Regions from separate parts of the Homo sapiens genome. Here region 1 is linked to region 2. Evidence: chromatin loops called from intact Hi-C (ENCODE). Cell type or tissue: mammary epithelial cell. All regions are shown on one strand. Links, peaks and the distances in the headings refer to the core of each region. The heading gives the core; the rest is flanking DNA.

Region 1 (15,780 bases), core at 2,723-10,722, 190 kb before region 2:
GGTGAGTACCTAAGAATTCATTCTACTATTTTTCTATTTTCATATACCTTTGGAATTTACTATCATAAAATTATTTTTAAGGTATATATTTTAAAATCTTCTCTGTTAGCTAGTCCTTCTCTTGAACCACATTCTTCAAAAGTTCTCCCACAGCTAAGTTATAAAGAGCGGACCACTTTTGGCAGAAAAAAAAAAAAAAAACTTGCCTTAATTCTACCAACACCTTGCTTTTCATACAAACTCTAACCCGTGATCTTGATCCCTGTAACAACACAAATAGTTAACAACTATCCCTATTTATTCTTTTTATCCAGAGTTTGAACGAGCAGAGTAAGAGAACTGCCTCCTGGAGAACTAGGGTCTCTCTTAGTGGTCTTCTGTCACCTCTCCAGCTCCACATGTTCAGAGTTAAGTTTCTGTCCCTAAATCTGGTGTTGGCCCTGCCATATGATCAGGGTTCTCCCTTGCCCCAGGGGTGTGGCACCCCCAGGAATAATCATAAGGCAACTCTTACCACATTTCAGTTTTCTCAGAAGTGTTCAAACACATTGGATTCTGATGTGTTCAAACAGTTCTAGATTTTATGTAGGCTCAAATTCACACCCTAATGAACCCAATACTTTGTTTACCAGGTCCTGTGGGTTATACTTCAAAAAACAGAGGGTAAATGACATGTGTAGTTTAATGTATATTAGTATCCTGGAGAAATAAACTCTTCTGTAAAAGTCTAAAAATGTAAAAGGTAGTGCTGAGGTCAGGACAGAGTTATGTTTTATTGTGACATTTATCTCAAAATGTATTCTGAGAGAGATCAGAAGTAACAAACTTCAATTTCTTGACCTGTATCAAAGAGGAAGTCAGTCTCAGATTCATTGTACAGCACTTCCATTCTATAGATTCCTAGGCATAACACCAGCTTCATCCGGTGAGGCCTTTAGAAAAAACCTTCCAGCCACTCAGTTGAATTATCTATTACATTTAATGAGGAATCTTGACAAATCGGGCCCACACTCCATGTCCACACCAAAATGAAAGTGGCTTTTCTCCACATCTACCTTGGAAGAATGATTTAGAATTCAGATAATATTTAACTTGGAGTCTAAACAGGAGGTTCCTGGCTTAACAGAGTTCTGTCTTCCTTATGAGTTCCTTTCTACACCAAGAGCTGTCTTGGCTTTGTGGTCAACCTTCTGACCCCCAGGCATTGGGATAGGTTTCAGTCATCAGGAGCAAACCAGGAAGTAAATCTAGATTTCAGCAAGCTATCCAAATCCTCATGAATGTTCTACGTGTCTCTTCCCTTTGGAAAATTCTTATGTGTAGTCACACTCTTCAGGATTTCTGTAGTTAGTTTTATGTTTTCAGTTAAACTGGTTTTAAGGGGAGTTTTTTGTGAACTAATTAAAAATAAGTGTTTAATTCTAAATATTTCTTAAAAATTGAGCCTTATTGTTTAAAATGATACAGTTCATAAAGCAATCATTTGCTTGGATTACATACTTTAAAATATTGCCAGATTTTTATTAGGGAGAAACCTGATTGGACATTCACCTAATAAATGTATTTTTTCTGATATAGTCTTAGAAGACAATACGTTTAGAATTGAGCAAGCCAAGATAACAATAGTTAACAATTATTTCCATTTATACTTTTTGTCAAAATAGGAGTTGGGATGAGCAGGGTAGAGAACTGCCTCCTTAAGATCATACTGTTATCATTACAATTCTACAATGTTTCATTATCATCTTCTCCACATTTTGCCATTTTTTCCTAAAGCTTCTTATTTTTCCCCTTAAGGATGTACTATGTAATTTTATTCTTTGTTAAAATAGTTTCTTTTTTTCAAACAATTTTCCTAGAGGCAAGATGGATGTCTTCTCAAATATGAGAATTCAAATCAGGAGTTTTCAGCAATTTGCTTATTTGCCTGATGATATATTAAATATCAGTATGCTTTTCCCTCAAGTTTTAGTGACTCAGTGCCTTCCTCTTTGCCTCAAAATCTCTTTAAGCTTATATATGCCATTGATGTGATTAATAAATTAATTCTTTAGATCTTTTTTTCTTTTCTTTTCTTTTCTTTTTTTTTTTTTTTGACAGGATATCACTCTGTTGCCCAGGCTGGAGTGTAATGATGCAATCATAGCTCACTGCAGCCTCGATCCCCTGGGCTGAAGTGATCCTCCTGCCTCAGCCTCCCAAGTAGCTGGGACTACAGGTGTAAGCCACCATGCCTGGCCTAGATTTTTAAATAATGTTTTACATTTCCCTGGAAAAGAATTAGAGACTTTTGGGAGAGGTCAATTTGAGTCTTTAAAATGTTTCTTAGCAAAGTACAATGCTGGTTCATGGGAATTGCCCATCTTTTCCAGATTTGCTCTAAAAAAAAAAATGCACTAATGCATGTTCAATTCAGCAAATATTGATTGCCACTTATCTGCCTGGTTCCATGCTTAGGGATAAAATCAGGATTAAAAGAATTAGATATAATCTCTACCACCCAACACAGTGCAGTGGAGAAAACAGGAATAATATCAATAACTATAAAACAAGGCAAATCTCAGTAATTAATGGGTTAGTGATATAAACAAAAAATGAAATAACAGAAAAGTAATACATTCTAAATGTATGAATTAGAGAAGGTATTATCAAGAAAATGAGCTTTAAGATAGATTTTAATAGGCAAGTAGCTATTGATGATTTTTAAGGAAGCAAAGATTCAGAGGTATAAAAAGTGCTCCAGGCTGGGCGTGGTGGCTCACGCCTGTAATCCCAATACTTTGGGAGGCTGAGGCGGGAGGATCACGAGGTCAGGAGAACAAGACCATTCTGGCTAACATGGTGAAACCCCGTCTCTACTTAAAACATACAAAAAATTAGCCGGGCATGGTGGCACACACCTGTAGTAGTCCCAGCTACGTAGGGAGGCTGAGGCAGGAGAATGGCATGAACCAGGGAGGCGGAGCTTGCAGTGAGCCGAGATCACACCACTGCACTCCAGCCTGGGTGACAGAGTGAGACTCCGTGCTCCATATAGCTGAGAAACAGCATGACTCAGAATGACTACATTCCTGGCCATATGATGAGATTATTGAGAGATGAAGACTTAATGTAAATTGGATTCATATGTTTGAAGGCTTTTAGGTTATGCTAAGCACTTCAAATTTTTTTTCTTTAGACAATTAGGAGACATTAAAATTGTGTGTGTTTCTTTTTGTAATCATGGGAGTGATATAATTACATCTGTATTTTAGAAAGATGGCTGTGATTTTTTTAAATGGAATATTAACAGGCAAAAAAAAAAAAAGATTAATAGCCAGGAATCACTTAGTAGGTTTGCAACAATCTAGAAAGATAAGTCTGAGAAATTGAACTAATTGTGGTAGAAAGGAAACTAAGGGAATAATGCTGAAAATGCTTTTGGATATGGAACTACAAAGACCTAGAGAATGACTGAATGCTGTTATGGAGAGAAGGGTGACAATGCTATTGCTAGACTGGCCAACTAGTAGATAATGATGCCGTTAACTGAAACAGGGAATAGAGAGAGGAATAAAGATGGGTGTGTACATGCTAGCCTTGCAGGACCAGTAGGACTTTGAGTGGGAAGACCCTAACTGATGGTTGAAGATGTTTTCTGGACTTCTAAACAGAAGTCAGGATTTGGGGCAGAGATTTAGGAGCTGTTTGTTTACATCTAGATAGTTCTTAAATGTTGGATAATATCATAGAGGAGAAAATATAGATGGAGAAAATAAGAAACCGGAAATCCAATATTTAGGCAGCATAGTTATATTCAAGGAGTAGGCACAGGAAAAAGAGCTTCCAGATGTTGTCAAAAAAGATAAGAGAGAATCAGGAAAGGAGTTGGGAGATGAGGCAGGAAAAGGCCTAAGAAGAGAAGGTTGGCAATGGCATTGCAGTGGCAATGAGATGGAGAGGGGTCAGAAGAGGCTGCCAGCTTGACTGTGCATGCCCAGAATCCCACTCTCTGAAACCTTTGGGCTGCATGCTTCAGAATTAGCAGTTTCCAGATTTTAGAAACTTACGTGAGTACATATACCATTGATTAGAAACATTAATATGTATTCAGTGAGCAGTATGAATAGTCTTCCCAAGCAGAATAACTAAAACCTATAAACAGCCCTTAGATCAGTACAAGTTATGTTTTGCTATTGAATAGATTAAGAGAAAACTCAGCTTTCAGAGTTTCTGGACCTAAGAATATGATGAAGGCACTGTTGCAGGAAATGAGTGGAGGCTGGACCACAGTGGATGAAGAAAATACATCTAAAAGGTGAGGAAGCCAAGGCAGATATATAGTTTTTTTATTAAAGGAATGAGAGCAAGAGAGAGGGATTGTTTGAAGGAGAAGCCATGTCAAGGAAATGATTTTTTTTAAAGATATTAGAGCATTCGAGCTGTTTTGTAGGTAGAGGGGAAGTAACATGGAGAAATGAAAACATGGACAAATAGAGAAAAATATAACAGAAATAATGGAAAGTAAAAGGCCTCAAATGAGATAGAAGGGAGGGTGGCCCAAGAGCACAGGGAAAGCCAGCAGGTAGCCTCCAACGGGGCTTCCTCTCAGACTCAGACTGGACCTAATGGTACAAGGTTAGAATAAAGGAATAGAGAGTATAGATTAAAGGAATAGAATATGGTATGTAGTCTATATGTCTTACTTTTTTAAGAGAATCAGTCTCTTTGTAGCCTATTGCCAGGGTAAACCTTATTGCAGACTTCATATTCTAATTTTATCAAAAGCAAACACATTAATTATTTTCTAACTCTATCAAAACATTCATGCACATTCATTTACGTTTATCTATGACAGACATTGTGCATTCCTACTTGTGTTGGCTTTTCTTTGGAGTGGCACACTTTATTCAAAAAGACAGATTGGTTAGTATAAATGGTATAAGTTGGTTAATATAATTAAATCTAAAATTATAATAATAGTAAATATTATTATAAAGAAATCAAAACTGCTTTCTCAGAAAATTGTCATCATTATTTTCATTGATGAGTTTCTCCCAGCATGAAAGATGTACGTTTTAGGGACCGTGCTCTTGTTCAATTTAACATACAGAGGAATGCCACATAGGAAAAAAAGAAAAAACAACTTGAATTTCTTGGAGCTGTAGTTGACCAAGTAGGAGAATGATTCATATTACTTTCCTGTAAATATTTCTATTTCTTTCCTTTCCACTGATTTCACCTGCTTAGGAAGTCTGCTATGACAGTTTATTAAATCATCACTTCACGGTTAAAAAGAAAAGTGCCAATTTTAGCAGCTGGAATCCACATTACCCCAGCCTAAATTCCTCAGTAAACTAGAGCAGCAGTGAATAATGTATTTACAGTATGGTGGATTTATTAGTACCACATCTCTTCTCAGCTTCTCCTTTCCTTAATCCCAGCTCCTTTTTGTTTGGTGTAGTACTGTAACTAATTAGAGTATTTATAAACTAAAGGCTGCTTTGAATGTTCATGGCCTTCACAGAGCTAAATCAAAGTGCCTTCTTCAGCCTCAAGATAAACATTTTGTTTCATTTACAGCTGGAAATTTCTCATATGTTACTATTTGAATCCCAAAAAAAACCACATGCAAAAGCAAAATGTTCACTATTGTGGTGGGCTTTCTCTACCTTATCAACCACTAATCTTTTTAAAGTTTCCTTTTTTCTTTAAGAAAACAATCCATATTTTCAAATTCCCTTGGATGTTACCTTTTAGCTCATAAAAGTTCTGAGTCAAGTTTCTGTTCAGTGTACCAGTTTTCACAATTGTAATTTCACTAATACTTAGCAGCCTAGTCTAAGAACAGATGTGGCATGCAAGTTAAACATGATTCCCAAAAACAATAAAAAGAGATTGTTCATTTTATATAACCTATTTCTCCACTAATGGTAAAGTGGTGCTTGGCCACCTCATAATAAAAAAAAAAAAAAAAAACAGTTTCTTCATCTTTCTTCTGAGGCAGAGTTCTAGCCTGAATCATAATTTTTTTTCCAGCATTATATAAGATGCAAGGAAATTACATTGCCTGACAAAAAGACACTGGTGTGTATGAAAGGTTTAGTGTGGTAGGAAAACCTTTCATTGAGAGAGTAGGCCTGGGTAGGTTTGTGGGGAAACTGAGTTGAAGTACTTTACACTATTTGTGGAATGAGATTTTGTTGCAGAAATCTGGTACTAACAAATAGACAAATCACCCTAATATTTTCCCCACTGAGAAATACGGTACCAAGTTTCCAATCTACTGTTTAATTTTGCTAAAATAGAACACAAACATTAAAAAATATACTGGATTTCAGGCACTGCATATACGAGTAGGCCTATTGTTCAGCTGACATTTTTGTCTTGTTTTCATATGCTTATGTCAAGCATGCTTGACACCTAATATACTGGAAGCCACATCACTAAAGAAGACAAAAATGGCAACAGCTATCATTTACTAAGTAACAAGCACTATCATTAACTTTACATGTGGTATCTTCTAATGACTAGCTGATTCCTTTTGCTTCATTTTCTCCCCCCAGCAACGGTAAGTGCCATTTAGAATAAGACTGTGTTATCTTCTTACATATTCAAGATTTTTCCATTTCTTATTGTTTCCCCCAATTTGTAGCCACTTTTGTACTTTATCTAAGATACATATTTTTTGTTGCTGTTAGTGGACTTTAAGCATGAATATCAAACAGCAGCTAACCACTTTGTGCAAAAACTGACTTTCTATTTTGAAAGCCACTTGAGGGAGCTCTACCTCATTGTTTAATTATGTTAGCTATCTCCTCCTCTTCCTCAAGGAAGACTTCAAAATGAACTGTGACTGACTTCGTTTCTGTTTCACTGCCACCAGAACCTTCCCTGCACGGTAACATTTTTCCATTTTGAAGAAAACAGGCATCTTCTCAACTTTGGTCATTAACCATTGTAAAAATACTTTTGCTTCATTCATGCTTTCTGGGATTTTTATATCTGTGGGTTAAGCTCACTCCAGTTGGGTTATTTAGAGTATGCAGTGTTTTATAATCTTTTTCTTTCAGCTCCAAAAGATGTGCTCCTTCCTCATAAACCATACCCTGAGGTCTCTCAGAGCGAACCTGGTAAATTAATTATTTCATCCTTCTGGCTAAGAAGTATATTTTTCAAAAAAAAAAATTCTTGAAGTAAATATATTTTTAATGGTTGTGATATGGAAGAAATTTAGAGAAAAAATATGGGTATAAAATGCATATTTCTTGTGGGTAAATTGAATCATCTGGTTGAAATATTTTTCCTTGGTGAAGTGAGGGAATAGTATATAGGTTCATTGAGTAGATCACGCTAAAATTATAAATATCATTGTTAACTAAGCCAACGCTTATATCCTTTCAAAATGTAAATGTAGCTACATTACAACTATGGATGTACTTTTAAGTAAAAAAAAGTGGGTGCCTACTCGAAATTTTCCCCAAAGTGACAGTGAATGAGAACTTCAAAGTTTTAGTTAAACTAAGTTCTCTGATTGGCATCTAATGTGAAGAATTTTCTCTTATTTATTACAATTCTTAGAGAACATTTAAATTATTAAATCAATGCATCTAAAAAATAAGGAAACTATTTTGACTTTGCCAGGTAGTAATTCTCATAAATATGTTCCTTTGGCTTGCTTTTGGCATAGTTCTGCAGCCTGTTACCTTTAGATTTGAGCCACCAAAGACAACAATAGGTAATGGTTTTCCCATATTGACCAACTCTGTTTTCTTTGCTACCATCAAGATTGCAGGCCTTTCTCAAATGATCCTGTTGAAACATCATTTCTTCTCAATCCATTCATCATTTCATTCTCATTATTATTACTCTTTCCAAAACAGAAAAGCAATTATTTCAGTGTTGTAATGGGTTTGCTTTGAAGACCACCTTAAGACATTACTGAATACATCTTCATTTACTTCATCTATCTCCATGTTTCAAAATGAGTCCAGTATGTTTACTAATGGTGCCCATTTAACAATTTCCATTGGTTTAGTGGTTCTCAGCTGTAATGTAACATACTAGTATGTGGTAAGTTTGAAAGATACTGCAAGTAATTATCAATATTGGTCAAAATACTGAAAATTCCCAGTGATTTGTTACTTGAGTCTACTCAAGCAGACTCAAGGAGATGATACCAACAATGATGATATTCTCACTCATTTGGTAATCATGCATGCTCTCTTGAACGGGGGAGAGAGGGACAGAGCTACAGCCAATAGTCCAGGACTGTGTCTAACCCACACCCCATCTCAACCAGCCATTCTGATGGATTGGTTCAAGAACAGAATGTCATGTAGTATGTGTCCTGGTGGAAAAACAGTTGAGAACCATTTTTCTAATATTCCGCAGTCATTTTTCTGAAAGTCGTGTGCACACTTAACTTTCTTCTTTCCTTTTTCTACTTCAAATGAAGGAATTTCATGTAATACCAATCTGGTCTGGTGCTGGCTTTGAATCTAAAAATTTACAACCTTGGTCCTTTTCTTTTTGCAGCTCCTCTAGAGACACGAGGCATCCCTTTTATACCCATGATTTCCCCAAGTCCTAGTCAAGAGGAACTACAGACCACTCTGGGTAAATTTCGTTTTAATATTTGTTCAAAGAGAGCTTGCCTTTTAGGAATTTCCCTTAAAGTAACCATAATACATTATGTTCACAGATTTTTTCTAAATAATAGGTTATTTAAAAATCCATTTCACTCAATACTTTTACATTAACTGTGTATTTGTCCTAATATTTATGCTGATTTTCAATATAAAATGAGAATGTTTTAACACATCTAAGATGTGTTAAATTGGCTCTGGTGATTAAGTGTGATTTAGAATACTTAAGAATTTTAAGTATTCTAAAAAGAAAAATGTTCCTAAATCAATGCTGTTCTTTTTTGTTGCTTTTTCTGTATTTTAAACTGCATTTGGGAAGAAAAATTACTTATCTAGTATTTATTAAGCCTTTACTGGGTGCACTGTTAGGTGATGCAGTTCTAACAAGAAACTTTTAAAGAGGAGTCCTTACACTAGAGGGCTCACCCTCTAATATGAAGACAGGACTTGGTTATAATACTGCAGCCTCTGTGCCACCCAATACACTACATGCCTTTTTAAAATGTAAACCATGTAACTCTGTGAAGTAAGTTCTATTACTTGTTCCATTTTACAGATTAGAAAATTGAGGCGTAGAGGGTTTAAAAGTTTGGCCAAGGTGAAACAGCTGGTGTCAGAGCCAGGATTAGAATCTACACACTCAGCCGACAGGGTGCCTAGGATTAACATCAATGTTATACTAATTACAATGAGTGTGATAGAGAAAAGAGCAACATGTTGAACAAACAAACTACCTGGAGAAATAAGGAAAGGCCTCTCAGATTAGGGTCATTTACACTGGGTCTTCAAGTTGGAATGAAAGTTGACCAGTCAAAGATGCAAATGGTTCTTTGAAGTTACGGACAGATGGGAAAGAGGCACAGGGCAAGGAATGACAGTTAGACTAAACTGATAAGCAGGTAGTTGCCTGGAGAAACAAGGATGGGTAAGTTGGAAAGGTCCACTGGGATGAGCTGAACATGCTTTCAAGGAGTTCAACACAAATGTGCTGTGTGGGAAACTCCAGTTTGCCTGCCTCTTGGTTGAAAATGAACCAAAAAGCTAAAGTTCTGGCTTGTGTTTGTTGGCTCCTCTCTCCTGTCTACATTGCATCCCATATGGCTTTGTTTAAGTCAGTGGCCCTATTTGTCTCCCTTCATTCCTTTTCTAATAATCCATCCTTTGTGGGTATCTACTGAAATAAAGTTACTGATCACATTTTAAAATAAAATCCTTTTGGAAGAAAAATTAAAATTGAGCAAATATATTCTAATCAAATATTCATCTAATCTAGCTTATTTCTGCAAAATCAATAGTGCCCATGATGGCAAAGTTAAAAGTACTTTTCAAAAACCACTACTGAATATGCTAATTATTTAACTTCTACTCCCTATTTTTCTAATGTGTCTTGGTTTATTCACATCAGAACCATTGCCTGTCAATTATCACAAGTGTATTTCTTGAGCAGAATCAAGAGAATACAAAAGCAGGACAGAAAACAAAAAGATAGCAGTGTATCATTTATACCAAGTATTTCCTTGGATCCAATATGGGCAAAGTGAACAGTGTAATTTGCTGTGTCTATATAATATATGATTTCAAGGTAACATGGGAATGGGAGTATTGCTGTATGTATTTTTTTTATTTTGTCAAGAGGATTGTGTTTGTATGTCAAACATACGCTCTGATTTTCACATGAGAAAAATAGAATATTTGTTTTATGTGATGTAAATATACATCTTTTCATATGATATACTTCCTTTCCAGCTCATCAAAATAACATGTGAGATTTATGGGCAGGAAAGAAACATGAAGGAGATAAATACATCGAGGCAACTAGGAGACTTTCATACATGAGCCATATCCAAGAATAGCCACAACTAGATTAATGATACAATGATCCTGAGCTAAAAGCTTTTGGAAATCCTTATAACAATCATTAAAATAATAGTGTAAAACAGCAGATATCATAAATGAGAGTTATTAAAATGTACCACTAACTTTGAATTATTGTGATTACTGAGTGTATTTCTAAATGCAACTTATCCTTTTATTATTGCATGGGACAGAAAAGAGTATGGGTTTTTTTGGTCATATTCATAATGTTAATTATTTAAAACAAGCAATCTTACTGTGTTTTCTCTAGAAGAAACAGACCAATCCACCCAAGAACCTTTCACAACTAAGATTCCACGAACAACTGAACTAGCAAAGACAACTCAGGGTAATCCTCTCCCCTACCTCTGGAGAATAACTTTTCCTTATTTGCTTTTAATCAGGAAAGAAATTTTCTTTCAGAATGTCATTTCTCAACACAGTGGATTACTTGACTTTTTTTGTCATTTTATAGGTGAAAGAAATCAGCCAAATCTGAATACTCATATGAATATCAATTGAATGTAGGCAAGACCAGTTCTTTCACTGGCACTTACTTTTTTTAATGTATTGTTGACTACTTGATGCTTATAACTAAGAGTGGAAGATCCCATTTTTTCCACACATTTGACCTTCATTTGCCTCGTTTTCCATATCTGATAAATAATAACTGTTGTCTTCCTCTTCCTGCTCCCTCTCTAACTTCCTCCTGGTCCTCCTCCTTCTCTTCTCTCCTTTTCTCACTTTCTCCAATCTTCCCCCATTTGATGAAATACATTAATAAGAAAAAAGCTATTAAAAAGAAAAATCATTTTTCAAAATTATGACAATATTTAAACATCCAGAGAAGTGATTTCCTACTTTTTATTTCTTCTCTGTGATTTTCTGCTTTTGGGGAAGTGAACTCGCCTACACAAAGCTCTATCTCATCTTCATGCACTCAGAAGTCTTTTCCTCTTTACACTTTTCTATCCTACTATCCTACTTAGGTTATAACACTTGTGGACTGCTAATACCCCTTTTGCCCATCTCTGCCTCTATCAGATGGTAGAAAGCCAAAAATAAGACCAAAACCAGCAAACATTTAGGGAGTTAGAACACAAATAAATGTATGTTGCCCATTATGAGTTCTAATTTGAGGGGGAAAGTTGGTGGGAGAAGTTTGATAATAAGAGGAAATGATAATGAAAGAAATCTCATTTTAAAGTACATGTGTCACTGGGGCAATATTTATTACAAGTAAACGTGACTAAGAAAGACTATAGTAAAGGGCAGTTCCTCTAAATTTTCTAAATCTTTTTTATTGTTTGTTTGGTTTAACTTTTTGTTACGTTTTAAACTTTTATTCAATTACTTCATTTAATTTTTATTTGCTGTTAATTTATAATTACACACAGAAGTCTGAAGTATAACATATTGACAGCCCTCTCACATCTCTATTACCAGCCTCAGCAATGAACAGATGTTCCGTTGTGATACATCCCTATTCCACCCTGATTTCTGTATGTTTATTATTTCATGTTTTTGCAAATCTCTTTAATTTCTGGCTTAAGAGAAGATAGCTGGATTCTCATAATCAATCTGTTTTTACCACAAAATACATAAATATTTACAACAAGCAGGATAAATAAAGACTTTCATTCCACACAGGTTGTGTTGCCAAATGAGAAAGATTTCAGCTTTTTAGAGATTTAAGGATTTCAGAATGAGGATAAAAGATCACAGGCCTGTTCTTTCCTCGTTTTGCCTTTTCCTACTTTAAAGAGAATATTGTGTCACCATTACTAGTATATATGGAATTTTAATCAAATTCCTTCAAAATATTGTATTAAATATAAATTTCACCTGTTATTGGGAGTATATCCATGATCTCATATCATTATATAAATTGTCTTAACATATTTGTACATGCTGACTTTTTTCTTATATCCTTAGCTCTTGTACTATGTTTAAAATTGAAACCCTCAAGGCCATATATTGTTTGGTGATGAGCTATATGAGTAAGTTACAACCTAAACTTAAATTATATTTAAGCTCTTTTATAAAAAAATTCTTTCTAGACTTAAATGAAGACTATGGAGAAAACTAAAACAAAAATTCAGATGCCATGGCTTTGAAATCATGTAGTGCTGATTATTTCTGTGGTCTACTCTCAATCTCTTTCCTGTCCAAAGTCTTAAAATTTATACATATTCTAGAATGAGACAAGAACTATGATTCTTATCTTTTTTAAGCAGAAGCAACCTAACATTCAAAGGGATTTATGTGGAAAGAAGAAATAGGCTAAATTAACAGGGAATCCCACCATCTCAAACTTGGAAGAAAAAAATTGCAAATAATCATCAGGCACTTTAGGGTCTGTGAGAATTAATTTTTATGGTTATTATACTTGGGAAGGCCCAAAATAAACCTATAGAGAATTTCAGTGTGTGTCCGCTGTTGTTGGTTTGAAGTATGGCAAAATTCTGCTCATCACAGTCTTTACATTGGAAGTTTATAAATGAGCTACATTATAACCAATTTCACAGGCATACTTTTTTAACTTAGTAGGCAAGGCATTGCTGATTTATGGCTATATAAATATCCACTCAATATGTGAATAAAATCATTAAAATGATGTAATCTACTTACAAAGTTTGCAAGAAAAAATTTTTCCAAAAACATTACCAAGAAAGCTGGTGGCAGGAGGCAGTATGTGATAGGGAAGTGGGGACAGGAGAAGCAGCATGGAATAGATGAATTCCAGGATGAATGCTTACCTTAAAACCTTAGGATGCATTAATATCTCAGCAGGTTCTCACAAGTTTGCCTGCATACAATGGTCACCCACTTATTCATTCCTTCAGCAAGTCTTCATTAGGATGCCTTTCTGTGCAGGTCCTGGATAATTGGCCCAGGGATTATCTGAGTTCTTGCTCCTTGCTTGTCCTCTTTTGATAGGCAGGGCACCAGATGTCATTTTCTGTCATTTCTACAGCATTATGGATGACACTGAGTGAATACTTACTTGTTTCAGGTTCATGAGCAAAGACCATTTGATAGAGACCATATACTCCTACTCTTTCTTCTTTACCTACCTAAACATTCAATCTCTTTTTACCTTTAAGATTGCTTGACTTCTTTAGCAAAATAATATTTCACAATGACTCTTCACTGAGAGATTAGATGGATGGATGGATGGACAGATGAACAGACAGATGGATGGCTTATGGGTTTATCATGCTAAGCAAACATCTGGTAAAATGAATGCTCTTGAAAAATAGGGACAAAATGATGACTAATCCTTAACACATCTTACAAATGAACTACCTCATTCTATGTGCATCTTTAATTTTCAGTCATGTATATTTTCTTTGTTTTATTTTCCTTTAGCGTGAAGTCTATAATGCATAATGGGAATTTTCTGAACCTTCTTTATACGTCCATGCAAAGTGTATGAGTTGTTGGTCCCTAGGATGCTAAATCTCCATTCAGGAGGCTTTGGTCTGTTGGTTATTAAATATAAAGTGTTCCTCTGTTTCAGCGCCACACAGATTTTATACTACTGTGAGGCCCAGAACATCTGACAAGCCACACATCAGACCTGGTAAGTTGTTTCTCTGATGACTTAAATAATCAGCAGGCAGGGGAAGATATGAAATGGACTGAAATAGCCAAATACACCAAAGGGGAACCCTTACATTGCAATAAGAGATGTACAGAGACTCTGATCTGTGTGGATAAGTGGAAAGGTATTGATGAATCCATAAATGTGACAAGACTTGACTAAGGATTTTGAGGATAATCAGATGCAGAGATCACTATGAAATTTTATTGATTTAAAAGTATTTAAAAATAGTGTTGGACAATTTTCCTGACAAAGAGGTTGCATAGAGTTAGCTATGACATGTTATTATTTAATACTTACTTTCAGATATTCTTTCTCTCTGAAGAAAAGAGGGTCTCTTTTCAGCACAGGAAAGCTCTTGTTCTGGGAGAACATTTTTACTTGATTCCTTCAGAGAATAAAAATATCACAAGTTATAAACAGCAAAAATAGTTATATATTGGGAAATACGTTAAATTTACTAAATTCTCCAAAGGTCCTAGGATTACCCTCATTGGAGCTTGTTCAGAAAAAAAGTTAACTTGCAGGGGTTGATCTAGTTCATGTAAATCACTCTTATGCTGAGGCACAAGTTGGACCACACACTGGTGTTTCATTTTCTTTTTCTTTGTGATTCTAAGGACTCTTAAAGTTCCAAATGATGAAACCTGCTACGAATGAATGTTCTCGGGGAATGCATCTTTATAACAATAATTTTATATTATTTGGTTTATGTAGAGTCCATATATTTTGTTATAATTTTCCAACTTCTAAAGATAATTGGGCACAGAAATCTTCTATAACCATGTGTATTTCTCTCTGACTTTGTGTGTCATGATAGGTGTTGAGAGCTTAATGTGAGACTGGTTATATTAAACATTTCTAAAAACTAAGTAGTAACAATCATGGCTAATAATGACCGAGCACTGGCCATGTGCCCTGTGAGGTACAGTTGAGGAAGCTGAGGCACACAGAGGAACTAGAAAGTGGATCAAAAGATGAGCAGTATGGCTCCAGAGCTTCTCACATAAGCACAGTACACTTAGTGCTCCTCCTTAAAGAATCTTCTAAATGGGTTATAAAATAGATCACCTCTCAAGGCTTTGGTAAGGCTATGACTTTCTCCCAAGCAGGAAAGAAAGTAAAATGGTTTCATCAAGTTCTGTGCTTGGCAATGGACTTTGTGAAAGGACTAGTATAATGAAACCTCTGTACCTAGGGATTCCCACAAAAGGATGTGGAAAGACTCCAACTTATGAATGGAGGCCTTGACAAATACATTTCAGATTTTGGTTTTTCATTAGACATATGTAGTCCTGATCTTTCTTCAGTTCCATTTTGGAATGTATCTAATGCCTATAAATGAAACAAGATCTTTCCCACTTCGGATTATAAATTCCCTTGCCAGTTACTTTTTCAAGTCAAGTATTGAAGCCCAGTGATCACCTCAGAATACAAATTCAGGTCTCTATTTTCAAATTCAAGTCTATTATTTTTATACGAGACTGTGGTTTCTATATTCTGAATAATATTTTTGGTAAGTCATCTTTTTTATTGCCTAAATGACTTTCAATTCTCTGAGAAATTTTGTTTTTCTCGGCTGCAAACTTTCAATAAGAAAATGAACTATTTATATCCCACTTTATTTTAGTTCTGAATAGGACAACTACAAGACCTACTAGGCCCAAACCCAGTGGGATGCCCAGTGGGAAT
Region 2 (15,780 bases), core at 5,256-13,255:
ATGTCTATACCTGAATAAAGGAACCCAAGCAAGAATATTCAACAATTACATAGGATGGGATGGGATAGGATAAAAAGAAGTGGAGTAGAGTGGAGTGGAGTGAAGTGAAAAGAAACAGAATTTACCAACTCAAATGCACTCTCAATAAAATGTACAAGGCAAAATAGTAACAGCAAATGGTGCCAGTCTTTCACTCTTTTTCTTTAAATGACAGTGAGAACCCTCTCCTTTTCCATCGGGTTTACCCCAAAGCTAAGAGATGACCCTTATATAAACAGCCAATTGAAATATGCTTCTCAGAACAAGAGAAAAGTTTTTCTTTTTGAGGAGCTGGTATGCCTCTATTGTTAGACATGGGATCTTTATTACTTATTATGCCTCCTTTTGGATCTTAGTACTCAGAAAGTTCGGGAATATATTTTGTATTTATTTTCAGCAACTCCCCCCAAGCCTTGAACTTTCAGGTTTTCTGTCCCCCATCCTGCACTCTTTCTCATGTTGTTTTTGTACTTTGGTCCTTGTTTTTAATGGTTTTGCTATAACTGTGTCCTTTATAAGTCATCATAAATTTCCCTTTAAAAATAGATGTCGCTTACATAAAGGAAAAAAGGAACGGGGGGAAGGAAGGGAGGAAGGAAGGAAGGAAGGAAAGAAGAAAGGAAGGAAGGAAGGAAGGAAGGAAGGAAGGAAGGAAGGAAGGAAGGAAGGAAGGAAAAACAAACAAACAAAACTTTGTGAAGTATGTCCTTTAAATGAGGTCTTATAAATTTGGCAGCCTTAATGGGGTAAAATCCATAGTTCATAATTTTTTAACCTGAATGAAACTATTTTACAACCTTAAACAAACAAAAACACATTTGCTCCAAGTTTAAATTTTACTATTTTTGTTCTGGTAAATTTTCTCATTCTAGTTCTCTAAATACTATCGATACAGTATTCTCTAAATACTGGTTAGGGCGGTGGGGTAGGGGGAGGACAAATCCATCCCCAGCTACCACTCCATCAGCAGCCAGTATGTCAGATCCCTCTGTTGGTCTTCAACACTGGATCTTTGCAGCCATGCTCCATGCTCCTGCTAGCTCCCCAACCTTCTGTCCTCCCCAGTTACCTGCTCAGAGGGCATACTGCCTCTCCTGCTGCCTTTCCCGATCGGCATTATTTACCCTTATTTATTGTTTCATTAGAAGCTTTCTCTGATTTTCACGAAAGGGAGTATGTAGCCCATCCAACATTGAATTCCTTTACGGAGAAGCTCTACAGCCCAAGGGATCCAGCATTAGGATCATTGAAATTTCGCGTTCTGAGTTCCAGCGGGCTTTTCTTTAACATCATTGTTTTACTCACTACTTCCCCTCCCACGTCCTCCTTTTCCAGGCCAGCTCTGGCACACAGCGGGGGACTAACAAATGTTCGTTGAATAATCAGGAAAGTCATTTAAAAATGGTTTTTAAATTTTTGATTAGTTTCCTACATCTGGAAAGTGGGAAATTTGTATGCAAACCATGAGATCATTTCACTTAAACCTTAGTGATGAGTTTCTTTAACTTCTCTCTTAAAATGAAATTCCATTCTGTGTATGTTTGATTGTATGTGTGTTATGCATGTGTGTGTATGTGTTTGATGCATGTGTGTGTCCTTGTTCATAACGATTTACCCTTTCCTGAATTTAGCCAAACAGACCTAAATGTGTGTTACTAATCGTTTTAATTATTACTCTTCTACCAATTCAGTCTGGAGTTAAAAGAGCATAAAGAGGCCAATTCAATTATGTCACTCTTCCCCCTGCCCACTCACACCCACACCTATTCATTTCTATTCAACCATCTGCTAGGCTTAACTGACTTGGTCTTTTATATCCCATAAATGGCACCTTGGTGGAATGCCTCAGACTGGACAAGGTACCTCCCAGTACTTGTGCACCAGGTGGCAGGGACAGAGGTCCCATACCTTCTCTTACTCTGAGTTAAACATAGCAGGACAACATTACCTCTTTGGATCCTGATCACAATCCTCCAGATGCCCAGTCCCAAAATGATGCCAGTCAGTAGTCCACACACGACAGCCACCAGCACCCTAAGGTTCCAGGCACGGCAGGAAGCCATGGTGAAGCCAAACCACAAATCCACTCCTGGGTGAGAAATAACTAGCTTCTTTTCTTCTTGAGCTAAAAAGTTTAATCGGAAACTATTCTAAAACAGAAAAACAAGTCCTCCCCTCAGTGATCTGTCAGATGGATGTCTTTGTATTTTAGGACTTTTGAGGCTAATCCAGTAGGATGCAGTTTGAATCTCCTAATAAAAGGTGCATACTCTGCTTTCAATTTCCTCATCCTTCACTCAAGGAGAACATGAAAAAAGTGATTAGAGTTATGGGAATAGGGAGATAACTCAGGGCAATAAAGAAGAAGGGGAGGGACTAGCCACAAGGGTCAAAGAGTGAATGCCCAGACAAGCCACAGAGTGAAGGAAGGGAACAAAATAGAAGAAACCAAAGAGGAAATCACAAAGGCAGTGGTTGCCAGTAGTCACCTATGGCTCGGCTTCCTGTATTTTTGTCTTGGGAGGGTACAGCAGAGATAGACTGGCAGGTGCTTCAGACCACACAAAACACTCTCTCGGGGAAATGAACTAGGTTGTCAATAAGAGGATAAATGGCAATCACCACACATGGTTTTTAGCGCTTGCATTTCTTTAAGGAGCCTACATTTTGACAGATGCAGTTGGTGAGTGTGCATACTGGCACAGGCTGGGTCTTGACAAGCACTAAAGCCCAGCATGATAACCCACCTGCTATGGGCTGAATTGTGTCCCCTCCAACATTCATATGTTGGAGTCCTAACCTTCGGTACCTCAGAATGAGGCCTCACATGGAGATGTGGTTACTGCAGAGGTGATCGAGTTAAAACGAGTTTGTTAGGGTGGTCACTAATCAATATGGCTGGTGTCCTCATAAGAAGAAGAAATCTGAACACAGACATGAATACAGAAAGATGATCTGAAGAGACAGAGAGAGAAGACGGCCATCTACAAGAGAGAGTCCTCAGAAGGAACTGGCTCTGCTGACACCTTGACTTGACTTCTAGCCACCCAAACTGTAAGACAACAAATTTATGTTGTTTAAGCCACCCAGTTTGTGGTACTTTATTAGAGCAGCCCTGGGAAACTAATACATCATCAGAGTAACTACAAACTGGTGTCTCTCTATAGATGCAGCTCTGACCCTCTCCTGCCCAGGCTCCCATGTTCTCCTTCCCTACCCTCTACCCTTACAGGGAAGAACAGATACATGAACATTCACCTCCTCAATCACAGTTTTGTTTTGGTAGAGAGAACAGATGCTCTGGTCTTCTCTGGACACTCCCTTGCTTCATCAAATCCATATTAAATGCCTTTAATGTGTTTGAATTGGTACAAGACATGAACAGGGTCCTCAAAGAACTCATAATTTCTCAGGGGTGAGATACCTAGATATAGCCACCTATAAGGCAAGTCATAACTGCTAAAATAAAAGATCATCATATTTAATTATTATGGAGTGCAGGTGCTCCTTGACTTACAATAAGATTACATCCCAATAAATCCACCTTAAGTTAAAAAATATCTTAAGTCAAAACGCATTAAATATACACCTAACCTGCTGAACATCCTTGCTTAGGCTAGCCTACCTTAAATGTGCCCAAAACACATACAATAGCATAAAATTGGGCAAAATCATCTATCACAAAGCCTATTTTATAATAAAGTGGCGAATATCCCATGTGATATATTGAATACTGTAGTGAAAGTGAAAAACAGAATGGTTGTATGGGTACCCCAAACATGGTTTCTACTGAATGCATATTGCTTTTGCACCATGGTGAAGTTGAAAAATCAGAAGTGAAAAAAACCATCATAAATTGGAAACCTATGTACTAGCCCGTTACTACCTACATACCAGCCCATTAATTCCTTCAGGAAGTATTCAGCAAGGCTTTACCAAAAAAGGCTTTACACTTAAACTGACCTTTAGTTAACCCCCAAACACTATGGGGGTTTCCAATTCTCTGTGACATTCACTTTATAAATGTTTTGCTATAAACATAAGGCCCTAACTTTACCCCTCCCAAGAATTTCAGAAAAACAAATTGAGGTAGCACAAAATGGAAGAACTTAGAAGTACTGCTGCAGAAGTACAACACAAATGAATGCAAACCCATTACCTCATTTACTGGGAATAGATCTTTAAAAATCTGTTTCTGATATGTCTGCATACACATGCACAGAAAATGTCTGGAAAGGTACATGAAAAAGTTCCTCTTGGGAATCTGAGGAATCTGAGGTAGGAGAGAGTTTTAAAATTTTATATCCCTTTTATAGTTTGAAGTTTTAGCCTTGTGTATTCTTTCTATTATTATAAATAAATATATATAACTTTTTCAATAATAAAACAATGGTTTTCAATAAATAATAAATAAATCTAAGAAAAGGAATTAACACCTATCATATGTGTAGTGTATACCAAGGATGGTGCTTTATACTTTACACATGTTTATCTCATTCACTCTGTGTAAAAGCCCCAGGTAACATAATGTGTTTGCCCTTTGCATGAATGAGGAAATGAGACTGAAACTGGTATTATTCTACACAGGAGCTTTATGGTTAAGTACCTTTGGATGAAGCCAGGTAACACAAAGTTAAACAGTTTTCTCCACTCTAGCATTTCTTAGAGCATTCACAATGTTCATGTCCATTGTGAACTGCTAGAGAAGACATGTATGCAAGTATGTTCTCAATGTTATTTGAACTCAGAATCCTCTTCTCAAGAAGGATCTCTCAGAGACAGGGTTCTTCAACACATGCTTTAGAAACACTGCCCTGTGTGGTCATCTGCAGAATGGTCTTAGTTGAACAGTGTGACTGAAGGAAGGGATCCTGGGTCTCAAGTTTGCCATCTGGTGATGGTGTTTTTCTCTTGTAGGGTTCTGAATCTTTTGAAGGGATTATAGTCTAATGACTAGAAAACTAATTTTGATGGTGATCACACATCCTCTCTTCCACAGTTGGTGGAAGTCCTGGAGTCCTGGGATGCTGTAATGACTGCTGCTTTATAGGGCTTCCATGTCCTTAGCCACATGACAAGGTTTATAAGGCTTGCCATCTATCCAGCTAGAAACTCCAGAAATTCATGGAATTGAAGAAATTCCTAGGCACAGAAATTAAGATGTTGACATTTATGTAAGGGCATTAATTACTACTGATAAGAGACAAATGTGTAAAGGGTCACCAGTATTTACACATACATACAATACACACATACCAAGATGACAAAGAAGAAAAGGAAAAGAGTTAAACAGGAAATAATTCATTTATTCTTTCATTCTACTCAATGCAGACATTGTGCTAGGCACTGGGGATAAAGTAGTGAACAAAAGACAAGATCCGTGTCTTCACCCAACTTACACTCAGGGAGAACTGGATTTGTACCGATGCTGCCACTAATTTGCTGTGTGACTCTGGGCAAACCGTGGGGCTTCCATTTCTTTATATTTTAAACAATCCAGTTGAGGCCTTCCCTTCCTGAACATTTCAGTTCTAAAGTCATTAGCTGAGGAAGAACAAGGCAGGTGTCTGTGGTAGGGGTAGAGTGGGGCAGTGGCCCAGAGTAGGTGTCAGAGCCCCAGTGCGGTAAAGAAAGCATTGATAGGCCAGGGCCAGTGGCTCACACCTGTAATCCCAGCACTTTGGGAGGCCAAGGTGGGCGGATCACCTGAGGTCAGGAGTTCAAGACCACCCTGGCCAACATGGCGAAACCCCATCTCTACTAAAAATACAAAAATTAGCTGGGTGTGGTGGCGCATGCCTGTAATCCCAGCTACTCGGGAGGCTGAGGCAGGAGAATTGCTTAAATCCAGGAGGCGGAGGTTGCAGTGAGCCGAGATGGCGCCATTACACTCCAGCCTGGCGACAGACAGAGAGTCCGTCTCAAAAAAGAAAGAAAGAAAGAAAGAAAGAAAGAAAGAAAGAAAGAAAGAAAGAAAGAAAGAAAGAAAGAAAGAAAGAGAGAGAGAGAGAGAGAGAGAGAAAGAAGGAAGGAAGGAAAGAAAGGAAGGAAGGAAGGAAGGAAGGAAGGAAGGAAGGAAAGAAGGAAGGAAGGAAGGCAGGCAGGCAGGCAGGCAGGCAGGCAGGCAAGCATTGATAAGAGGGAGACCTAGCATGAGATGCCAGAGCCCAGGCAGGATAAAGAAGGCATCAATAGGATGAGGGTGGGGGGAGGGGAGGGTGACCTGTCACGGAGAGACAGAGCCCAACCAAGCAGGGCAGGAGAGCACCCTGGGTAGAAAATCAAAGCCAGAGCAGGGAGAGGAGGGTGGCCTTCAGGGACCAAGAGCAGTCAGGAGGGCATCTAGGCAGGCCAGCAATGCAGTGCAGGAAGCCCGAGCCGGAGCTGAGTGGGGAGGGTGTCCACACGGAGTGGCCGCCTGAAACAGGGAGTCAGAGCCCAGACACAGAACCAAGGGGGTCCCCGCATGGATGGGCAGTGGTAGTGGAGCTAGTGGAGCTCAGAGACTGGCTACAAAGAGGATGACGGATCAAACAGGCAAGCACAGGAGGATGCCGGGAGCCAAATTTCTCCTTCAGAGCTCTGGCTCTGACTTCCCATGCTGCATTGCCCACCTGTATAGATGAGAAGGGGAAGGACATTACAAACATGGAAGGGGAGATAATGGGAGTTCCATGAGAATTTCAAAACAGGTCATCAGAAATAAAGAGAAAGAAAAGCTACGTGCCGTTAATTCTGAAGGAAGCAATACCTCCAGGAAAGAGGGCTGTCAGACAAATGCATGAATGAAGTCAGGAACTTCTCATGCAAAGGAGGAAAACTGTTACGACGAATACAACAAATTCAAGTATTTCAAAGGAAGGGATGTGATATTATTTCTTTTGCCAATACTTGAAGTAAATAATTTTTATTGTGCCTTTAGCATAAAAACCTATAGTGTTGCGTTGGAACTGAATGTACCACATGAATCATAATATATATATATGTATTCTCATATATACATACACGTGTATATACATATACATATATGTATATGTATATACATATATATACACACACATACAAAGAGAAAGAGAATATTTTATATATTTTAAATATATCTAATAATATATATTATATATAAACAATAAATAAATGTAGACACAAAAGTGTGTTTATATAAACACACATGAACATTTGTACATATTTTTTATATATATCACATATTTACATACACCTATTCTCTAGCTCTGGCCTGGAAGCAGTGATACCCTGTTAACAATGAGCACACCCAAAACCCAGAACTTGATTTGTAAATACAAGTTTCCACTAAGAGTAACATGGCTCCTTGGAAAATGGCTAATTCCAGGACTGCAGCAGAGAAAGTCATAGGTGAGCCAGGAATATCTTGTGCAGAAAGCAAGATACAATGAGTGTATATCAAATGGACACACAGAATCCAGCTTGAAAAGACTCCCCATTATCAAATGGTGGACAATTTCAGCATCAAAATAAATAATGCTTAAAAATAAACATTATTATAAATAATAAGTGTTTATAATAAATAACATTATTTTATTATGTTATACGTAAGTCCTAAAAATAGTAAATAATACATATAACAGATTATAATCCATTAAACAAAATAAGAAAACTAATGAATCTGAAATCCTGGGGTGGCACCCAGCAATCTGCGTTTTAACAAGTCCTCCAAGTGAGTTGATGTCTGCTGAAGTTTGGTAACCACTACTCTGGGGTAATTCTCCCAAAAGAAGTGAATCAAGTTTATAGCAAAGTAGCAAATGGTAAGAGATTAAATGGCATTTTGTTTAATAGGTCATTTATTTGTTACTTTATGGGAATACTCATGGCCTTAAAGATAGCCAGATTTTCAGAAAAGCCTGCTAAAATTCATCAAGAGCCTATATTTCTGTTGTCTGTACAACCACTCTTTTTTGTTTCATTTTATTCACTTATTCTTTTTAGCAGGTTTTTAATGAGCTTGTACCTGGAAGGGTCAAGAGGCTCGGAAATCCCCTTTATTTCCCTACAACCTGCACTGTGACCCCACTGGAAAGTTAAGAACATAGAAACCTGCTTATCATACCTCCTGCAGCATTGATGAAGGCTAATCCCAACTTCCCCATCTCAGGACGGAGCCTCTGAGCGTCTCCACTTGGGAAACCACCAGTGCCCTTTGCTGCTGCTTCACTGTTGGAAGCTCTGAGCTACTAATAACAGAGAAACCTTAAACTCATCCTTTAGTACATCTGTACAATAAAGCACCCTCCGTTTCCACCTAGTGGTTAAGGGAGGGCAGGGAGAAAGGGATCCAAAAAGCTTTTCCAGGCCAAAAGGAAGTCACCGGCTCATGCACCTTTCTTTGCATCTTCTTTTCTCTATAGCCCTTTGTTCTTAGGAACTTCCTACTCTCCCCAGAGCCAGGTGTTCCAGATAGGATCTTCGGGGCTGATTGGTTCCTGGAGGCATCATTTTGTGGAAAGTAACTCATTTAACACTAGTGGAAGTTTATTGTCCATGAAACTAAAATATGTGCCCATGGGAGATGCTGGACTCTGATTCATGTAACCCTGAATGAAGCTCTCTGTGCTCTAGAAGATGAAAGAAAAGGAACTCCCGAAAGTCTTTTTTAGTTTCAAATTTACTTCTTCATTTTGCTCTAGAGAACATCAGTTCCTCTGTTTATCTCTGCAGATTCGTTTCCTTTATCTTTCTTTTTCGCTTTCTCTTTTATTTCTTCCATTTTCCATCTCCAAAGTCTGAGCTGGTTGGCAGAGGTGTATAGTAAAGATTAAAAGAGCAGAGAAACAGTCATGGTTAAGTTGAGAGGCACAGTGTAGGAAATAGTTTGATTTTCTTCTTTTCGTTCTAGAAAGCCCAATTCAAGTGAAAGGCAAACCCCAAATTTGTAGTAACTAAGCAAGAGAATCATCTGAGAAATAGTCCCGTATAAACACTAGTCCTAAAAATAGTAGTAGGAAGTCATAAGCTGATCTGAGCAAGATGGGTTGAAATTTGCAATGTCCTGTGTGAAACAGCACTATCCTTTACATGTTGACAAGATAATATTCTGGATCCTAATTCTTTCCATTTAGTAAAGTATAATTATTTAATGAAATGATCAGTGTAAGTTATTTATTGCTACGCAACAGGTCACCTCAAAACTTAGGGATTTAAGATACAATCACCATTCATTTGCTTATGACCATGCAATTTGGGCAGGACTCTGCAGAGATAGCTTTGTTCCTCATGTTTATTTAGCTGAGTCATCTGGAAGCTCAGCTGGAGCTGGAGAATCCAAGTTGGCCTTTCTCACCTGTCTGGGTCTTAGCTAGTTGATTAGAAAGGCTAAGTCAGCTGGACCTTTCTTTACCTCATAGTCTTTTCTCCGCTAGGGCCTCTTTCTTCCTGAAGCCTCCTCAACAGAATAACCTTGCTTCTTCACATAGCAGTTGAATTCTAAGACAGCAACAGTGGAAAATAAGACCTCTGGCAGTCTGTTGTACCTGAGCGAGTTAGAGAAAACACCACAATTTGAGATGAATTAAGAGTCCGTTTATTTAGCCGGCGGCCAAGAGACGGCTAATGCTCAAAGTTCTCTTGGCCCCGAAGAAGGGGCTAGATTTTCTTTTATACTTTGGTTTAGAAAGGGGAGGAGCGGTCTAGTTAAAACAATTTTACAGAAGTAAAGTAGGCAAAAAAGTTAAAAGGATAAATGGTTACAGGAAGGTAAACAGTTCCAGGTGCAGGAGCTTTAAGACTATTACAAGATGATAGACGCGGGGCTTGGGGCATTATCAATCGGACGAATTCCTGGGAACTGCGGATATAGCTTGCCACAGTATCTTATCAGTTAATTGCATTCTTGGATGTGCTGGGAGTCAGCTTGCACAAGTTAAGTCCTTGAGGAAGGGGCTGCGAGTGAAAGAGCCAAGATGGAGTCTGTCTGGCTCTCTTAGCTAAAGGAGAGTCAATTCAGGTGGAAACAAGGCTAGGTGATTAAAGGAAAGGGAGAGTCTAAAAACAGCGTTAGTAAAAACAAGGTTGGGCATTACATTCTACAACCAGAACTTGTTCAGTGTCACTTCTACCATATTCTCTTGGTCAGAGAAATCACCCATGATTATTGCAGCACTATTCATGATAGCCATGATATGGAATCAACCTAACTGTCCATCAACAGATGAATGGATGAAGAAAATGTGGTAGATATGCACAATGGAATACTATTGGGCCATAAAAAAAGAATGAAATCAATTAACAGCTGTAGCTGGGGCAGCAGAGGAAGTCAGGCTCCACATGCACTCCCCCAAGAAAGGAGCATAATCCAGTCGCTAAGAAGCAACTGCAGACCTCGCCTCCACTGCATCTTACAGGCCATAGTACTATTAAGAAGTAAAAGGGTGGGAGTTTCTGATCATCATGGCGGACAGGAGACAGGACTAGCTTACAGCTCTGACTTGTACAGACAGAGCAGTGTGCAGAGGCTTGTATTGTGAATTTTAGCTGCAGAACGACTGCAAGAACAAACCAGGAATCCCAAGAGGACCCACAGACCCTCTGAAGGAAGCAGACTACTCCTGCAGGACCCAGGAGACCCCCAAATGCTGTGAGTGCCCCAACTGCCGAAGTGGGAAAAGAAGATTCACTGCTCCCGAACACATACCCCCACTGGGGAAAATAAGGGTCTAGTTTGCAGGAGAAGTTTCTGACCTTGCCTGAAGCTGAGTCAATTTAGAGAGCCAAGCAAAATACAGGGGTAGAGCAAGCAGCGGGAAAGGCCCTGGGAGCTTCCCGGGTCCCCAAGTAGGCCACTCTTGCCTGGCACCACAGGGATCCTTCAAGAGGGCAGCCAGAGGTGTGGGGGGAAATGCCACAAACAGAAGGAAATCTTTAGCTAAACTTTGTAACAATTTGAACCAGGCAAGAAGCCTCCTGGCCAGAACTCGGGGCAGAACAAGAATCCGGCATGCAGACTCCACAAGCAGGGGAAGAACCAAAGTCCTTTTCTTTCCAAGCTGGGAGGCAGGTAGCCTGGGGCAAGTTCTCAAGCCCTGCTTGCCCACTGCCTGGACACAGACTCGGGGCTGTTTGTGGGGGTTCATGGTGGAAGTGAGACCGCCCTTCAGATTGCGTGGGAGCTGGGTGAGGCCTGTGATTGCCAGCTTTCCCCACTTCCCTGACAACCTGCATGACTCAACAGAGGTAGTGATAATCCTCTTAGGTACGCAACTCCAGTGACCTGGGAAGCTCACCCCCATTCCCCACAGCAGCTGAAGCAAGATATGCCCAAGGAGAGTCTGAGCTCAGACATGCCTGGCCCTGCCCCAACCTGATGGGCCTTCCCTGCACACCCTGGTAGCTGAAGACAAAGGGCATATACTCTGGGGAGTTACAAGGCCCCGCCCACCACCAGTTCCTCTCCATACTACCATAGCTTATGCTCTCTGGAAAGCACCACGTGCTGGCAGGAGGCCAACCACCACAAAATAGAGCATTAAACCACCAAAGCCAAGAACGCTGACAGAGTCCATTTCATTCCCCTGCCACTTCCACCAGAACAGGGGCGGGTATCCATGGCTGAGTGACCCATAGATGGTTCACATCACAGGACTCTGTGCAGACAACCCCCAGTACCAACCTGGAGCTGGGTAGACTTGCTGGGTGGCTAGACTCAGAAGAGAGATAACAATCACTACAGCTCTGCTCACAGGAAGCCACATCCGTAGGAAAAGGGGGAGAGTACTACATCAAGGGAACACCCCATGGGACAAAAGAATCTGAACAGCCTTCAGCCCTAGACCTTCCCCCTGACAGAGCCTACCCAAATGAGAAGGAACCAGAAAACTAACTCTGGTAATATGACAAAACAAATCTCTTTAATATCCCCCAAAAATCACACTAGCTCACCAACAATGGGTCCAAACCAAGAAGAAATCCCTGATTTATCTGAGAAAGAATTCAAGAGGTTAGTTATTAAGCTAATTAGGGAGGTACCAGAGAAAGGAAAAGCCCAATGAAGGAAATCCAAAAACAAGGTACAAGAAGTGAAGGGAGAAATATTCAAGGAAATAGATAGCATAAAGAAAAACTTCAGGAAACGTTGGACACACTTAGAGAAATGCAAAATGCTCTGGAAAGTCTCAGCAATGCAACTGAACAAGTAGAAGAAAGAAATTCAGGTCTTCAAATTACCCAGTCTAACAAAGACAAAGAAAAAAGAATAAGAAAATACAAAAAAAGACTCCAAGAAGACTGGGATTATGTTAAACGACCAAACCTAAGAAAAATCAGTGTTCCTGAGGAAGAAGAGAAATCTAAAAGTTTGGAAAATATATTTGGGGGAATAATCGAGGAAAACTTCCCTGACCTTGCTGGAGACCTAGACATCCAAATATAAGAAGTACAAAGAACACATGGGAAATTCATTGCAAAAAGATCATCGCCTAGGCACATTGTCATCAGGTTATCTAAAGTTAAGACGAAGGAAAGAATCTTAAGAGCTGTGAGACAGAAACACCAGGTAAACTATAAAGGAAAACCTGTCAGATTAACAGCAGATTTCTCGGTAGAAACCCTACAATCTAGAAGGGCCCTATCTTCACCCTCCACAAACAAAACAATTATCAGCCAAGAATTTCATATCCAGCAAAACTAAGCATCATATATGAAGAAAAAACACAGCCTTTTTCAGATAAACAAATGCCTAGAGAATTTGCCACTACCAAACCACCACTACAAGAACTGCTAAAAGGAGCTCTAAATCTTGAAACAAATCCTGGAAACACATCAAAACAGAACCTCTTTAAAGCATAAATCACACAGGACGTATAAAGCAAAAACACAATTTTAAAAGCAAAAACAAAAAACCAAGGTACACAGGCAACAATGGCATCATTAATGCAATGGTACCTCACACCTCAATACTAACACTGAATGTGAATGGCCTAAATGCTCCACTTAAAAGATACAGAACTGCAGAATGGATAAGAACTCACCAACCAACCACCTGCTGCCTTCAGAAAACTCACCTAACATATAAGGACTCAGATAAACTTAAAGTAAAGGGGTGGGAAAGGGCATTTCATGCAAATGGACACCAAAAGTGAGCAGGGGTATCTATTATATCAGACAAAACAAACTTTAAAGCACAGCAGTTAAAACAGACAAAGAGGGACATTATATAACGGTAAAAGGCCTTGTCCAAAAGGAAAATATCACAATCCTAAACATATTTGCACCTAACACTGGAACTCCCAAATTCATAAAACAACTACTAATAGACCTAGGAAATGAGACAGACAGCAACACAATAATAGTGGAGGACTTCAATACTCCACTGACAGCACTGGACAGGTCATCAAGACAAAAAGTCAACAAAGAAACAATGGATTTAAACTATACCTTGGAACAAATGGACTTCACAGATATATACAGAACATTTCATCCAACAACTGCAGAATACACATTCTATTCAACAGTGCATGGAACTTTCTCCAAGATAAACCATAAGATAGGCCACAAAATGAATCTCAATAAATTTAAGAAAATTGAAATTAAATCAAGCACTCTCTCAGATCCCAGTGCAATAAAACTGGAAATCAACTCCAAAAGGAACCTTCAAAACCATGCAAATACATGGAAATTAAATAAGCTGCTCCTGATGATCATTGGGTCAAAAACAAAATCAAGATGGAAATTAAAAATTATTCCAACTGAACGACAATAATGACACAACCTATCAAAACCTCTGGGATATAGCAAAGACCATGCTAAGAGGAAAGTTCATAGCCCTAAACACCTACATCAAAAAGACTGAAACAGCACAAACTGACATTCTAAGGTCACACCTCTAGGAACTAGAGAAACAAGAACAAACAAAACCCAAACCCAGCAGAAGAAAGGACATAACCAAGACCAGAGCAGAACTAAATGAAATTGAAATTTAAAAAAGACCGCAGAAGAGAAATGAAAGAAAAAGCTGGTTCTTTGAAAAGATAAATAAAATTGATAGACCATTAGCAATATTAACCAAGAAAGGAAGAGAGAAAATCCAAATAACCTCATTAAGAAATGAAATGGGAGATATTATAACTAACACCACTGAAATACAAAAGATCATTCAAGGCTGCAAAGAATACCTTTATGCACATAAACTAGAAAACCTAAAAGAGATGGATAAATTCCTGGAAAATTACAACCGTCCTACCTTAAATTTGGAAGAATTAGATACCCTGAAAGCCCAATAACAAATGGTGAGATTGAAATGGTAATTTTAAAATTACCAACAAAAAAAGTCCTGGACCAGACGGATTCACAGCAGAATTCTACCAGACATTCAAAGAAGAACTGGTACCAATACTTTTGACACTATTCCACAAAATAGAGGAAGAGGGAATCCTCCCTAATTCATTCTATTAAGCCAGTATCACCCTAATACCAAAACCAAGAAAGGACTTAATGAAAAAATAAAACTACAGACCAATATACCTGATGAACATAGATGCAAAAATCCTTAACAAAATACTAGCTAACCAAATCCAACAGCATATTAAAAAGATAATCCACCATGATCAACTGGATTTCATACCAGGGATGCAGGGGTTGTTTAACATACACAAGTCAATAAATGTGATACACTACATAAACAGAATTAAAAACAAAAATCACATGATCATCTCGATAGATGCATAAAAAGCATTTGACAAAATCTAGCATCCCTTTATGATTAAAACTCTCAGCAAAATCGGCATACAAAAAACATACCTCAATATAATAAAAGCCATCTATGACAAATCCACAGCAAACATAATACTGAATGGAGAAAAGTTGAAAGCATTCCCTCTGAAAACTGGAACGACACAAGGATGCCCACTCTCACCACTCCTCTTCAACACAGTACTGGAAGTCCTAACCAGAGCAATCAAACAAGAGAAAGAAATAAAGGACATCCAAATTGGTAGAGAGCAAGTCAAACTCTCCCTGTTTGCTGACCATATGATCGTTTACCTTGAAAACCCTAAAGACTCCTCCAGAAAGCTCCTAGACTTGATGGAATGATTCAGCAATGTTTCCAGATACAAGATTAACATACACAAATCAGTAGCTCTTCTATACACCAGCAGCAACTGAGCAGAGAATCAAATCAAGAACTCAACCCCTTTTACAATAGCTGCAAATAAAATAAAATAAAATAAAATAAAATAAAATAAAATACTTAGGAATATACCTAACCAAGGAGGCAAAAGACATCTGCAAGGAAAACTACAAAGCACTGCTGAAAGAAATCATAGACAACACAAACAAATGGAAACACATCCCATGGTCATGGATGGGTAGAATCAATATTATAAAAATGACCATACTGCCAAAAGCAATCTACAAATTCACCGCAATCCCCATCATAATACCACCATCATGTTTCACAGAATTAGAAAAAACAATTCTAAAATTCATATGGAACCAAAAAAGAGCCTGCATAGCCAAAGCAAGACTAAGCAAATAGAACAAATCTGGAGGCATCACACTACCTGATTTCAAACTATATTATAAGGCCATAGTCACCAAAAACAGTATGGTACTGGTATAAAATTAGGCACGCGGACCAATGAAACAGAATAGAGAAGCCAGAAATAAACCCAAATACTTACAGCCAATTGATCTTTGACAAAGCAAACAAAAACATAAAGTGGGGAAAGGACACCCTTTTTAACAAATGGTGCTGGGATAATTGGCTAGACA

Evidence for each region. Hi-C counts contacts between places; a loop is a spot of excess contacts. Peaks named below come from ENCODE experiments on the same cell type or tissue, not always from the same donor. Only the 100,000 strongest peaks of a DNase experiment are listed, where the experiment ranks them.
Region 1: a loop joins it to region 2, with 19 times the contacts of the local background. A loop is called at or near these places in 6 of 110 quality-filtered maps.

Annotation. Positions count from the first base shown.
Region 1 is chr3:100,787,741-100,803,520 of GRCh38, reverse strand. It overlaps ABI3BP (ABI family member 3 binding protein), which reads left to right. Exons shown (of 68, transcript NM_001375547.2): 52 at 7,053-7,112; 53 at 7,670-7,717; 54 at 8,518-8,598; 55 at 10,753-10,830; 56 at 14,005-14,067; 57 at 15,719-15,780. LOC124906260 (a long non-coding RNA gene) reads right to left here. Exons shown (of 2, transcript XR_007095986.1): 1 at 14,389-15,780; 2 at 3,008-13,452. Among named protein-coding and RNA genes, the nearest start is that of TFG, 86 kb to the right of the region's middle. RefSeq lists a silencer at 5,122-5,416 and an enhancer at 7,225-7,394. In mammary epithelial cell, for the core only: a CTCF peak has its summit at 6,756 (motif pointing right); a DNase peak (open chromatin) is centred at 3,030; H3K27ac peaks cover 198 bases.
Region 2 is chr3:100,596,179-100,611,958 of GRCh38, reverse strand. ADGRG7 (adhesion G protein-coupled receptor G7) reads right to left here and starts at 2,358. Exons shown (of 16, transcript NM_032787.3): 1 at 1,988-2,358. The coding sequence starts at 2,102. RefSeq lists an enhancer at 8,571-8,840. In mammary epithelial cell, for the core only: a CTCF peak has its summit at 8,321 (motif pointing left); DNase peaks (open chromatin) are centred at 8,338, 9,288 and 11,368; H3K27ac peaks cover 3,711 bases.